Linked DNA regions of Homo sapiens: regions 2 and 3 are each linked to region 1. The links are chromatin contacts, found by Hi-C or POLR2A ChIA-PET in ENCODE. All regions are on one chromosome and are shown on one strand. Each heading gives the region's core, a stretch centred on a gene start or an enhancer-like site at or near the end of the contact. The rest is flanking DNA. Distances are from core to core; before and after follow the strand shown. Region 1 holds the start of APBB1IP (amyloid beta precursor protein binding family B member 1 interacting protein). Region 2 holds the start of OTUD1 (OTU deubiquitinase 1). Region 3 holds the start of WAC (WW domain containing adaptor with coiled-coil).

What was found. A loop is a pair of places that touch in the nucleus more often than their neighbours do. ChIA-PET counts read pairs that join two places held with the same protein, here RNA polymerase II (POLR2A). Pooled maps may share reads with other maps.
Region 2: a map with no recorded cell type shows a loop between it and region 1 (4-fold over the local background). The contact joins the promoter of OTUD1 here to the promoter of APBB1IP in region 1. A Hi-C loop is called at or near these places in 1 of 37 single-sample maps with no recorded cell type and 6 of 50 pooled maps. POLR2A ChIA-PET finds 5 or more read pairs at or near these places in 1 of 52 experiments (T-cell).
Region 3: a pooled map shows a loop between it and region 1 (6-fold over the local background). The contact joins the promoter of WAC here to the promoter of APBB1IP in region 1. A Hi-C loop is called at or near these places in 1 of 37 single-sample maps with no recorded cell type and 10 of 50 pooled maps. POLR2A ChIA-PET finds 5 or more read pairs at or near these places in 1 of 52 experiments (B cell).

The regions. Positions count from the first base shown.
Region 1 is chr10:26,436,107-26,440,517 of GRCh38, reverse strand. APBB1IP (amyloid beta precursor protein binding family B member 1 interacting protein) reads right to left here and starts at 2,177. Exons shown (of 15, transcript NM_019043.4): 1 at 2,063-2,177; 2 at 1,665-1,866. RefSeq lists enhancers at 1,844-1,923, 2,484-2,613, 2,331-2,860.
Region 2 is chr10:23,437,324-23,441,734 of GRCh38, reverse strand. OTUD1 (OTU deubiquitinase 1) reads right to left here and starts at 2,660. Exons shown (of 1, transcript NM_001145373.3): 1 at 1-2,660. The coding sequence starts at 2,277. The coding sequence ends at 832. RefSeq lists silencers at 1,442-1,811, 1,952-2,291, 2,342-2,931.
Region 3 is chr10:28,530,943-28,535,353 of GRCh38, reverse strand. It overlaps WAC (WW domain containing adaptor with coiled-coil), which reads right to left and starts at 2,236. Exons shown (of 14, transcript NM_016628.5): 1 at 1,734-2,236; 2 at 1,320-1,356. The coding sequence starts at 1,774. It overlaps WAC-AS1 (WAC antisense RNA 1), which reads left to right and starts at 3,000. Exons shown (of 3, transcript NR_033805.1): 1 at 3,000-3,619. RefSeq lists silencers at 1,233-1,482, 1,493-1,602, 1,753-1,832, 2,043-2,192, 2,563-2,982 and enhancers at 2,343-2,532, 2,153-2,836.

The DNA of each region.
Region 1 (4,411 bases), core at 928-3,427:
CCTTTTTACATATAGGCCAGATATTGACTGCGCTTTTACAGGAACTTCTCAGAAACAAAAGACCTCAAAGATATTGATATTTCAGAATGTAATCTGTTATGGTTATGATTATTTTCTCCATTTTTAAAAAATTTGTGATCAGCAATTCTAATGTTGATATAATGTTGCCAGTATTCCAGTTGGGACCAATTCAAAGAATTATAGCAACTCCTCAATTGCTATTTTAAGAACAGACATAATGTAGCCCAATCATCTCACTTTACTGACGTTATCTGAAGTCCAGGGAGAAGTTATGCAAGTTAATCAATATCATCCTTATCTAGATGGGGGAGATATAAGAGCCAGAACCCAGGTCTCCCAAGTGCTGAGAAAAAACCCAAATATTAGTAATTATTAATAGTTTAAGGATTAATAGTTTAAGGACACACATTATTAATAGTTTAAGGATGAAGTTAAATTTCTTAGACCTTTCACAACACACGTTGAGCAGACAGGAAATACCACTAGAAGACTTTATAAAGTATTTCTCAGCAGATCCTTGCTAATTTCGCCAGCCAGCATCATCGTCCTGGCCCATGTGCCACCCATTATTCCAGTGAGGCCAGAGGGAAAATCGCTGCTCTAGGTTTATGAAAAAGGACAAAGTTTTCCTTTCTGAAATTTCTCTCTGGAGACCCAGATTTTAAAATGAATAGTAGCTAGTACCGGCACCTTTGTTTAAACCACGTTATGCCACCAGAAAAAAACATCTGGGGGCATAATAAACTCACGGGCCCTTTTCTTTTGTTACTTTCCTCTAGTACTCCGTCTCGTCAAGGATCACATTAAAAGTTCTTTTGAACCGCTATGCCCTGAGTGTCTAGGAAACACATTTCACGTTCCACAGGGGTATGAACTAAGAAATACCTTAGCAGGAAAGTAAGAGGTACACCGGGCTAGGTCTTTGGTGGAACACCTGCGCAGAGGTTCTTGGAGACATTAGGACACCCTAGTTAGTTTCCTCCATTCTGTAAAAGGCCCTCTGGATATTCATTTCAAGCCAAATTATGAAACTTGTGCCTGGTGTCCAAATCTATCTTTATGGTATTTTAAAATGAAAATGAGAATATTCGGGGGAAAAAGTTATTTTTAAAAAGAGGAAAGAGTTGTCCAAAAGTTTTAGAGGAAGGAAACACTCTAAGATGCATCAGACTGCGAGCCACACTCAAATTCTCACACGGCTGGCATTTAATCCACATCTAATCTTGGCCCCTCAAGAATCCCTCCAGGTTCCGGGAGACTGGGGCTCCCGGACCTGCTGACCTGCTGACCTGCTGACCTGCTGGACGTGCAAGGGTTCATAGCAGTTCCCCGTTTGACCTTGCAGCAATTTCCTGGGCAGGAAATCTGTCAAATCTGTTGCAATAGCTCGGGAAAAAGCAAACCCGAACCCCAAACCCTCACACCCCCACCCTCGCGAGCCGGGTCCAGAGTGGAGATCAGCGGAGGGGACCCTGGGGACCCGCTGCGCTCGAGGGCCACGCCTGGGGGCACGCGTTCACGAGGCCAGATCCTGGAGCTGCCCCCGGCGTCGGACCCGACGGGCTTGACAAACGGGTTCCTGACAGCCCCGAGGGGCCCGTGCTGGCGCTCCCAGGGCTCCCGGGACTGGGAGCGCCACTTACCTCGACTGCTCTGCGGGGCGCTGCGGGGCGCGGGAAGGCGGCGAGACTCCGGCCGGGAAAGCGACGCGCGGTGCAGACTGCCGCACCCGGGCTCCAGGTCGCTGCCCCGGGGAGGAAGTGCTGTCAGCCCTGCCCTTCCCACGCAGCGCGCAGACGTGTGGCGCTATCCGAGCTGCTTTGCTCCGAGGTGCAAGGAAGGCCCCTGGTTAGAGACAGTGGGACAGACAAACATATGCGTAAAGGACTCCGAGTTAGGGGCTGCTTTCTCCAACTCATCGAGTCTGCGCCTGATTTTCTCTCCCCCATCCCACCCCTACTACACAACCACCTTGAAGGGATTTTTATTTTATTTTATTTTATTTTATTTTAATTCTGGGAAACGTTGCGCCTCCCCCTACCTGTGCCGCGCGCGCCCTTCTCTCAGGAGCGTCTCCTGGCGAATGGAACCATTTTGCAGCCTCGACGCAAGAGGGACTAAGGGATTGGGGCCTAGTGATGGTTCCACCAAAGACTGAGAGGCCGCTTTATGTTGCAACGGTCTCCCAAAGTGTTTACTTCAGCACTTTCTGGGCTTCCTCTTTTGGGCCGGTTGTGCAAGGCTTCCCGGCCGCCTGCAGCCCGCCCTCAGGGGACGCGGTGCAGGGCTGGACTGGCAACACGCGCGTCCCGGCCGGAGTTCAGCTGTCTCTCGGGTGGGGGTGGAGGAAGGGCGCGCTGGGCGGAGGCCCTTTCTCAACCATCAGGTTGGTAACCTCACCCTCCTCCCTCCCCACGTTTAACCACGCTCAGTTGGCCGGCCAGGGTGTAGAGGAATAGCACTGTCTTCATTGCTCGTAGAAATCCAAAATGGTCTGAACCCCGTGGAAGAGAATTGAGCAATATCTATTTAACTTATGTATGGATTCGCCTTTTGACCCCGTCATCCCACTTCCAGGAGTGTGTTACGAAGATCTGCTGATGAAAATAAGTAATGCACACGGCAGAGGGCATTCATGGACTCACTATTTGCAACAGCATAGGACTGGCTGGAAATAGCACCTGTCAGTTGGGAGTGGAGTTTCCTGAGAGAAAGTCGCTGGGGAGGTCTGAAAATACAGAAGTTAAAATCAGTTATGATTTGTAAATGCGGTTGAATAACCCTCCCCTTCTCCTCTACAGCTGTGTCTTCAAAGGCTTATATGTCAGGGAAGGTGGTGAAGACATAAAGACAGAAATTAGGTGCATGTGTTAATTAGGCAATTTCAAATAGTTCTGTCATTTATTTAATGAGAAACTATTCGTAAGCACCAACACTTCTAAGAACAATGAAAATAGTTAGAGGAAACAATTTCTGCTCTCATGCATGGTGCATTCTAGTTGGTAGAAAGCAGACAATAAACAAATTAATATTTAACATGTCAAGGAATGTAACTAGTTTTGAAGGAAGTTAAAAGGTGAGGGATAGAGAGTGATGGGCATGGGGATGGGGTTGCTGTATTAATTAGGGTAAATAAACGATAAATAAATAGAAAATATATTTTCTCCTCATGATTTTCTTAATAACAGTTTCTTTTCTCTAGCTTTCTTTATTGTAAAAATACAGTATTTATCTAAATACATATAACATAATATGTGTTAATTGACTGTTTAATATTATCAGTAAGGCTTCTGGTCAACAGTAGGCTATTCGTGGTTAAGTTTTGGGGGAGTCAAAAGACATACATGGATTTTCAATTGTGCAGCAGTTTGGTACTCCTGAAATCTGGCATTGTTCTGTTACAGTAGGTAGCTAGTCAGGCATGAGCAGGGCAGGAGAGGGCTCCTCCCACCCCCTACCAGGAATGTCAGGTGACCATCAGGTGATGATCAAGCAGTTGTTATCAGCCTTACTGATAACATAGTCGATTAACTCATATTATTTTATATATATTAAATACTGTATTTTTATAATAAAGTAAGCCAGAGAAAAGAAACTGTTATTAATAAAATCATAAGGAAGAGAAAATGTATTTTTCATTTATTTATTTATTATTTATTTATCCTAATTTTTTTTAATATAGCACCAGGGAAAGGCAGTCTCCCAATAGACAGAAACACCTGAAACTGGTATTTCTGTCTGATAAGTGACACTTGAGCTAGATCTAAATGGCATGAGAGATTAATCCACACTGGGTTTTTAGATGGGAATATTCCAGGCAAAAGGAACAGCACATTCAAAGACCCTGAGTTAGGAGAGCACTTAAGATATTGGAAAAACACCAAGGAAATTAGTACGGCTGAGCAGAGTGAGATGGGAGGGACAGACATGAGATGGGATCAAAAGGAAATGGTGCCCAGATTGTGTGCTATTTGGGAGCTGTGGAAGAGAATTTGATGTGAGTGAGATGGAAAGCCAGTGGAAGGTTCTGAGCAGAGTTGTAAGTGCTACATAAAATATAAAATCAAACAATGAGAGTGACTTTCTTGGGGCAGGGAAAGTGGTCAAGGATCACCTCTTTACAAAGTAATGAGAAGGGGCAGCCATTCAGAAACTTGGGAAAGGATTCCAAGAGAAGGAAGAACAAGAAGAGGGGCTGAGATAGGAACATAGAAAGTTCAAAAGAAGGCAGGCCAGTGTGCCTGGAATGTTCTGAAAGAGTAGGGCAGCAATAGTGGATGGGGACAGAGAGGTAAGCAGGAACCAGAACAAGCAGGACCTTGTAGCCAGCATTGAGGACTTTAGGTTTTATTCTAATTGCAATGGGGGACTATTGGAATGTATTTAGCAA
Region 2 (4,411 bases), core at 1,411-3,910, 3.0 Mb after region 1:
TGACAAATGTAAATAAAAACAACTGAGAGCACCAGACAATCTACTCTACACATCAACCAGGGTACAGAATAATCATTCTGCCATCAGCAAATATCAGACTTTCATTCAAGTAAGACCTGCTACTATCCCTTAAAAGAGGAAAAACAAAACAAAAACCAAAAAAAAAACACAAAAAAACACCTTCCCACAACCTTCCATTAAGTAATTTTCTTTAAAAGATTCGCCATTTCTAGAAAAATAATGACTTCCAAAACAACAGCTCTGTTTCATCAAAATGGAATGGGCCAAACATCTGGTAACAAGAATGCATCAATATCCATTTGAAATAATTATCTAAGAATTGTGAAATTCAAATTTCAACAACATAAAATAACTACCAAATCACAAACTCTGTTCAAAATAATACATTTCATATAAAGCACTTCTCTGGATTTACGCCTGAAAGCTGTTTGTCAAAATGGAACACGTCATAGATGAAGGTACACCAGTTTTTAAAAATGTTGTGCAAAAATACATTTTTATAGAAAATAGACTACCAGGAATGAACAAATTTACACTGTGAGAAATCAGCTTGCAAATTAAGTAATGCTCACTTTATACAGCAAATTATAAATAGCAGTAAAATCACCCAAAGCTATCATGAAACATCATTTAGGTGCCCAGCAACCTCCAGCTCTGAGAAAACATTCAAAAAGATGATTAAGGCATTACACCTACAGTAAAATCTACTAGCAAGTTTGAAAGTGCTATTACCCTGATTAAAGTTCATGTGATTCTCCAAACACAAGTTATATATGCAATTATTCCCAGGGTGTAAGGTTTTGAGACATTTCAAGAGCATGCATTTTGTTCAATATACATTTTAGACAAGGATATGGCCATAGATTTGGCAAGTTCTTCGTCGCGTTTCCTTTGCACTTGAGTTTGTTTGCACCAGTTGTCGTACTCTGGGTTAGGATAGGAGTGATCAAATACAGCATCATAGTGTCCGTTACTGAGCCAACTGAGCCAAATACTAGGCCTCAGGGAATCCTCTGGGCCCAAATAATGAATCATGGTAGACACCGTGGGACTCTCCAGCCTCCCTCCAGTAGTTAAATGGATATTCACATTCAGCATCTGCCCCATGGCCAGCAACTCCGGGTACCCGGCCCATGCCCCGTCTTGGGCAGCAGCGATGATAAACTCCCCCACGTCGCCCTCAATCAGGGGGCTGAAGTGGTCGAGATGGTCGGCGATGTAGTGCACCGTCTGCTCCCTCAACTCCCGGTGCAGGCTCTGGTCCCCATACACCGTCTTGCTGACAGCTCGGTAGAGGCAGTTGCCGTCTGGAATGATGTGGAATCGGTACTTATTCCTCTGCCGCAGATACTTGTCCTGCTTCTCCACCTCGGCCAGGTATAGGGCCAGCTTCTCGTCTCTGGGATCCGACCTGGAGACGATCACCGGCTCCGCCGCACTACTCGGGGCGGCCTCGATGCTCCCGGCGGGGGGTGCCTCGGCCTCTGGGTCGGGCCTCCGCGCCGCGTCCCCACCGGGCGCGTCGCAGCGATCGCCGCCCCTCTCCCAGCCCCTGGGGCCCCTCTCCGCCAAGTGCTCTTCGCCCCACGGACCGGGGCCGGGATCGGGGCTCCCCGGGGTCGCCGCGGGGCCTCGGTGCTTGGCGGCGGCCAGGGCCTGGCGGTGCTCGCTCAGTCGGAAGTTCCGATCGGGCCCCTCCCGTGTCGCGTCCAAGCCCGCGGGCTCGGGGCAGTCGGGCCGCAGCAGCTCCTCCAGGAGCCAGGCCGAGGAGCCCCGCCGCGGCGGGACCGGGGCTGCGGGCGCCGGGGCGAGCAGGAGGCAGCGGCCGCGCGGGGCAGCGGCGGAGCCCGCGGCGCCGGGAACGGGATCGGGCCCGTGCAGCAGGAGCCTGTCGGCGCCCAGGGCCCGCACGGTGATCTGTGCGGTGGACGTGTAGTGCGGCGGCAGCGGCGGCTTGCAGGACGCGCCGGGCGGGCCGGCGGCGGCGGAGGCGGGCGCGGCGGCCCCGGACACCACCTCGAAGCAGGAGGAGAAGGCGGGCATCTTGGCGGCGGGGACAGCGGCGGCTTCCCGGTGCTCGGCGGCCGCGGCGGGCTGGCACTCACCGGTCTCGGGCTCGGGCGCGGCGCCGGCGGCTCCCGGGGGCTGCAGCGAGACCTTGAAGGGGGTAGCGGCGGCGGGTGGCGCGGGGGCGGCGGCCGTGGGACCCGGGGCCCCGGCGGGGTAGTGGGTGCAGACGCTGCTGTAGAGCTGCATGTCCCTGCCCGCCGCTCGGCCCCTTATAGGCGCGGCGAGCCCCGGAGCGGGGGACACACCCTCCGGGCCCGGGGGAGGGGGCCGGCGGAGCGCGGTGACCCAACGGCCCCAGAATAGAGATGAGCGAAAGGCAGCCGGCCGCCGCGAGTCAGCAGCCGCGAATAGCGCCCGGGTCCCGGCCAAATTCCTGCTGCGCCACAGCGCAGGGGGGCGGGGACGGGACGCGAGCTCGACCCCTGCCGGTGCGCTCGGCCCGCAGACCCGGGGCGCCGCGCCCGCTGCAGCTGCTTCGGCCCGCGGCGGCCGCTGGGGACTCACGGAGGAAGCCGCCCGCCCCGTTGGAGCGCGTCCCGCCGGCGAGGAGGAGCGCGGTGCGCGCGGAGGCCCGGGAGGCGGGGCCGCGGTTGTTTACCTCAGGCCTCGCGGCCGCGTCACGTGGACTCACTGGAATGCGCGGCTCTTTGCGGCGCCCGATTCAGTCGCGCCTGCTCGCCCCGCCCACTCCGGCCCGCGCCCCGCCCCCTACCGCGCTCCGCCGACGTCACGGGCGTGGCCCTCGGCGCGCGAGCGCGCGCGGGCGGGGCGAGGCCGGGGGCGCGGAGGCCTGAGCAGTCCTGGGATCCTGGCTGGGCCTCCCGCCCACGTGACTCCCACGGACCGCTTCCCCCACCTGGGCACTGGGCACTGGTTTCTGCGCTGCGCCACTCTCCTCAGCGGCTGCAGTGGATGCTGCGGGATGGGAGCTGCTTGGGGCGAGTTAGCATGCTCGGAAAGCTTGCGTGGCAGGAAAGCTTCCGGCATGGGTGTGGAGAACGGAATGCTGCCTTAAAGTCTGTTTGGCCTCTGCTGGTCATGGGCTACCATCCCTGCTTGCATTCACTACTGCCTCTTTTCTTTTATCTTTTTAGAGATGGGGGTCTTACCTGTCTCCGAAGCTAGAGTGTAGTGGCGCAGTCCATAGCTCACTGCAGCCTTGACTTCCCGGGCTCAAGCGATCCTCCCGCCTCAACCTCCAGAGTAACTGGAAACCACAGGTGTGCACCACCGCACCCGGCTAATTTTCTTTCTTTCTTTCTTTCTTTTTTTTTAAGGCGAGGGTCTCACCACAGTTGCCCAGTCTGGTGTCGAACTACTGGCCTCAAGCTGTTTCCCGCCTCGACCTCCTAAAGTGTTGGGATTATGGGTCCTAGCCACCACTCGTGGAACCGCCGCGTCTTTTCCTTTTTTTTTTTTTCTTTTTCTTTTTGAGGCAAGGTCTTGCTCTGCCTTCCAGGCTGAGTGCAGTGGCGCCATCATGTCCCACTGCGACCTCGACCTCCAGGGCCCAAGTGATCCCCCTTCCTCAGCCTTGCCTTGGGCAGGGATTACAGGTGCCCAGCTAGTTTTACCACTGTGTCTTTTCTATGCATTTCCTTGGACTCACCGGTAAGGGTGAGTCCGCTAGTGGATTCTCTTGCCTTGCTAAGACAAAACCAACTTTGCACCTCTGACCTATGCCATTTGGCAAATATCTGGCTTGGGGGAAAGCAAGGAAGCCTTTTAGGCTTTTATAAACAAGCTTTCTCAGAATACCAAATGCAGTATCACTTAGGGCCCTTTGAGAATAGGTGTGAATGCTAGCCAGAGGTCAAAAGCGGTGGAGAAAGTCGTGACCTGCATTCCGGGGCAAGATAGACTATAGAAAATACTTCTACCGAGTCTTTTTGTAATACCCGCCTTTGTAAGGGAAAGCCAGAGGTAGTGGGAGACTTTTGCTATATTCTGAGCTGTGATCAAATGCTAAATTAACAGGGCCTAAACATTCGAATTGAACCCAGAGGTTGTCCTAACATTTTAGAGATAGGGAGACTGAACCTGTAGGTGATGTAGGCTGTACTCCGGTCCCCACCTTTCCGGTGGAATGTGAATTCCAGGAATTGAGAGACTTGGGTCTTGCTCTTATATTTCCATCCCCTAACACCGTGCTTGGCACATAATTGGACCTAATTAATATTTACTAAGTGAATGAGTAGATGGAAAGCGAGTTTCCAAGGTTTGTCAGACAGTGGTGAAGCCAAGATTACTATCCAGGTCCCTTGACCCTAGCCAGGGCTTTTAATTATCTTTGGGCAGTATGACTGGCAGGGTCCCAGCT
Region 3 (4,411 bases), core at 987-3,486, 2.1 Mb before region 1:
CACTAAACACAAAAAAAACCCACTCCATTATCTTATAAACCACCTTGCACACTGATTCTGCAAAAAATAAAAAAATTTGGCTGAGAATATTTAGAATCATTTTTTGATAGTCAAAAGAAAACTAGAAATTCAGTACTACTATAATCAATTTCTGCTCTACAGCTGATATACACAAACACATGTATAAATAAGCACATGCATATTTTTGCAAACCTACCAAAAAAAAAAAAAAAAACCCACACACCAGTTTCTCCAATTCTTTGATTCAAATAAAGCATTTCAGACCTAACTTCCTTACTCTCCCAGGTGTGGGAAACAATTTTAAGGTATAAAAATACTAACCAAAATAAACTAATGTGAGTACTATTTCTAACTAAGCATAATGCGCTCAAAATAATCGTTTAGCTTTATTCTAACACATATCTTAAGACAATCATGATGTACTAATCTGTTGCAATGTGTAATCAGCTATGCTTTGGAGGACAGATTCAGTAAAGTTTAATTTTTGACATATCCAATGTTTTACATATCAGAAGACAGTGTTTTCAAATTCAGCTGTATAACACAACCATCAGGTTAGAAACCTGCTCTCTAGTCCTTTAAGATGTAGAAAGTGTTTTCTGCAGTCATCTGATGGTTAACAATCATTATGAGGTTTCCCTCCTGAAAATTGGGGCCACTTTCATCATAATCCTTAGAACTTCACACACAATGACTGCAGTAACAAAAAGGAACCCACCTACCTAGAACCACCTACATCAGAATGATTATCCAAGTACCCAAAGACCTCAATTCTTACAGAAACAAAAGCACACATATCTTTTACTTGTAAGGCAATTAAGTATACCAAAAATATTAAAAGGGGAAAGGGTAGTACTTTATAACCGACTTGAAAGTTGTAAGTCATTTAGCTATTTACCCAAGTTCTTCACTTAATTTTAATACCTTTACATTAACTTTTCAGTTCCCCCAACACAATAAATAAATAAATAAGCCTCGTAAGTCACCTATCATCTCATCCCATCGATTCCTTCACTCGCAAATAATCAAATAATCGAGTCAGGTCTTTCTGGCTGCAAATGATTCTTTTTTCCTAAATCAGCGAACTCCCTCCAGTCACCTGTCAAAATAAGTCACTAAACCTTGCTGGAGAGCGCTAAAGGAACCAAACCTGGAATTTTAAGGGGATCCGCGGTGCTAGTTTCAGATGTGTTGCACCGAAGGGCCTGTATCGACTTCTGAGGCCTGCGCTCGAGTAGCAGTCCCTCCCTTCCCCCTCCGGCCCCTTCCAATCCCTCCACCCCGGCCTCGGCTGGTACCTGGTAAGGCTGCGAGTCCCCCCTCCGGTCGTGACAGCTGAAAAACAGGAAGAGAAGGCAGCGACATAAGACACGGCGCGGGTGGGGGGCCGGGGAGGAAGAAAACGGGGCCCCCGCCGCCCCTCCCCGCGGGAGACCTACCGAGCGCCCCAGCGCCGAGCCCCGCACGCACACGGCACAAACCCGGAGCCTCCGGAAGGGCCGGAGAGGGCGAAATGCCGCGAAGCCGGGCCCCCGCTCCCCGCCACACTGCGTTCCCGCCCGCCCGCCCGCGCGGCCGCTCCTCCTCCCCAACCCGATCCGGATCAGGGTTAACAACAAAAATGGCGGCCCGGCCAGCTCCAGATAAGGAGGAACAGCCCCCCCGCCGCCGCCCCCCGCCGCCGCCCGGCCCGAAACGAAAAGACAATTTACCCATCACTGAGTCTCTGCTGTTTCCTCGCATACATTACCATCAATGCCCGGCCTGTGAGTGTGTGTCGGGGAGGGGGGAGAGCGGCCGCGAAAGGCGGGCGGGCGCGCAGGCGGCGGCGGCGGCGGGCGGCGGGCAGCCCCGGCACCTGGGCCCGGCGCGCCCTCGGCGACTCTCATCAGCTCCCAGTTACTGGCGCCGGCGCTCCCGGGCCATCTCCCTCCGTCGACACCACGCTCACTCTCAGCCGGGGCAGCGGCGCCAACTACACGGCGGCACCGCGAACCGGGGGGAGGGGGGCAAGACGACGCGTCCGGCTCAGCCCCGCGGAGAGCGACTGCCTCCTCCGCCTTCTCCTCCTCCTGCTCCGCCGCCTCCTCCCCTCCTCCCCCCGCCGCCGCCGCTGCTGCCGCCGCCTGGTCCTTCTTCTCCTCCTCCTCCTCCCGCCGCCGCCGCCGCCGCTGGTGCCGCCGCTGCCGCTCCACCAACTACATCCGGGCAACTCGGACGCTGCCGCCTTCGGGAAACCTCGGCAGTTTCCGCCGGGCCCCTCCTCTCCCACCCTCGGCCTTCCTCCCCGCACCGCGCGGGTCCGGAACACCGCCCTCGGCAAACCTCGGCTGGCTCCGGCCTTTCTCCTCCTCTGAGGCCTGGATCTTCTCTTCGCGACCAGTCTGCCCTTTCCTTCTTTTCCTCACTCGCGAGTCGGCCACCGCCGTTCCCGTTTAGGGATAGTCTCGCTCGGGCGCCTGCTCGAGGCTGATCTCAGGGGCTCCGGGCTGCGCAGGGAGGGAGCCGCCTTCCGGAAGAGGACGGTGGGGCGCGAGGGAAGCCATCGCGGACTAAATAAGGGAGGCTGCAGCGGCTGCGCGTGCGCCCAGAGGCGCAGCGGGAGGGGGTGCTCTCGGGCGAGCTCTCCGGCCGCGGCCCCCGCCCCTGCGCTGTCGGGCGGGGAGGTCGGAAACCCCCTGGCGAGACCACGGGCGGACGCTTCCCGAAGAGCTGCCTGGGCTGCAGCCGCGGAAGCTGCGTTCTGGGGAGCGGGGAGCGTGCTCCGGCGCCTTCGGGCCGCTGCTGGAAGCCGGAACCGAGCCCGGGCCGCTGCCCCTCACCGGACGCCGCGCGCCACCGGCCCTCCGCGGGGCAGGGGCTGCTGCGAGCTCGCCGGGCGCCCTTTAGACGTAAGTCTCACCCTGCGCCCCGAGGCAGGAAGGAGCGCGTGCAGTCCCGGCCAGAAACGGCTAATAGGAAGGGCTGAGGGGTTCTGTGTTCAAGGCAGAAGGCCGTGCGTCAGGGCGGCCCTCAGCGGAGATGCGTGCACGGAGCGGGGAGCGCCGCTCGGGGCAGGGAATGAAAGCGGCGCTTGAGACTGGAAATTTAGGGAGATGAGTTCCTTGGGAACAACGCTGAACCATCTCACTGCCCCACCCTACCCCTTGTTATTTTTTTTTGAGACAGGTCTCGCGCTGTCGTCCAGTCTGAGTGCAGTGACGCGATCACGGCTCACTGCAGCCTCGACCTCCGGGGCTTACGGGTCATCCCACCTCAGCCCTCTAAGTAGCTGGCACCACGGGCATGCACCACCACACCCGGCTAATTTTTTAAAAAAAGTTTTTCCGGAGATAGGGTCTCGCTGTGTTACCCAGGCTGGTCTCGAACCCCTGGCCTGAAGCGATCCTCCCGCCTCGGCCTCCCAAAGTGCTGGGATTACAGGCGTGAGCCACTGCGCTCGGCTTTTCACCCCTTTCTAACGTTTTCCATCCCTTTCTAACGTTTTCCATACCCAGCGGTGCCCTGCCCACCCTCTCTTTATCTCTCACTTTTCCCTCCTCTGTTTCTTCCTCGCTGAAGTCCATTGGTGAAAGAAAATTCATGTGAAAGTTCTCAGGTGTGTTAAGTGAAATTGCTACAAATTTGATTTTATGTACTGCTGCAGGTACATTGAGAGAAGAAACGTGAAGTATACCAAACAACCGTTAGTTGAGAGTGGTGGTATTCGGGTGATTGGTTGACTTTTTTTTTTTTTTTTGCACTATTTGTAAGGCAACATAGTTTAATGAAAAGAATTGTGGTAAACATAATTAGGTGATTAACACAGAAGAGGCAAATAGTAAACAAGTCAGAAGAAACAACCCCCTCCAAAAAATAAAAAGTAACTGATTTACTTGGTATCCAAGAAGTTACGTTATTGCTAGACCTAATAGAATGGAGAGATGGAATGATGTAGGGAGAAAGGCTCTGAAATCACAACTGGTTGGAAAAAAAATTTTAATTACATAATCTTATTTGTCACATCCATCTGCCAGATGTAGAGCTTATTGCTGTTTGTGGAGATGTGCAGACCAATAAAAAGCCTATTTAATGCTCTCTTAAACTACCAGTAACTAAAAAAAAAAATTGACAGTGACTGAAATTATGAAAACAAAAAAATTCGGTAGCATCTTAACATGTAATTTCTGACATATTTGTAGTGAATCCATTGAAGACAAACATCAGAGGAGTACAACAAATAACATTTCATAGAAACTTTGAAAACTGGCAGCAAAATTACTACTAATTTGTTTGATAACTAGATGTCTGCTGAAATTGGTATAAACCATTTGCTCAAAAGTAGCCAGGCATGGTGATGCATGCCTGTATTCCTAGCTACTCCCAGAGGCTGAAGCTGAACAATCACTTT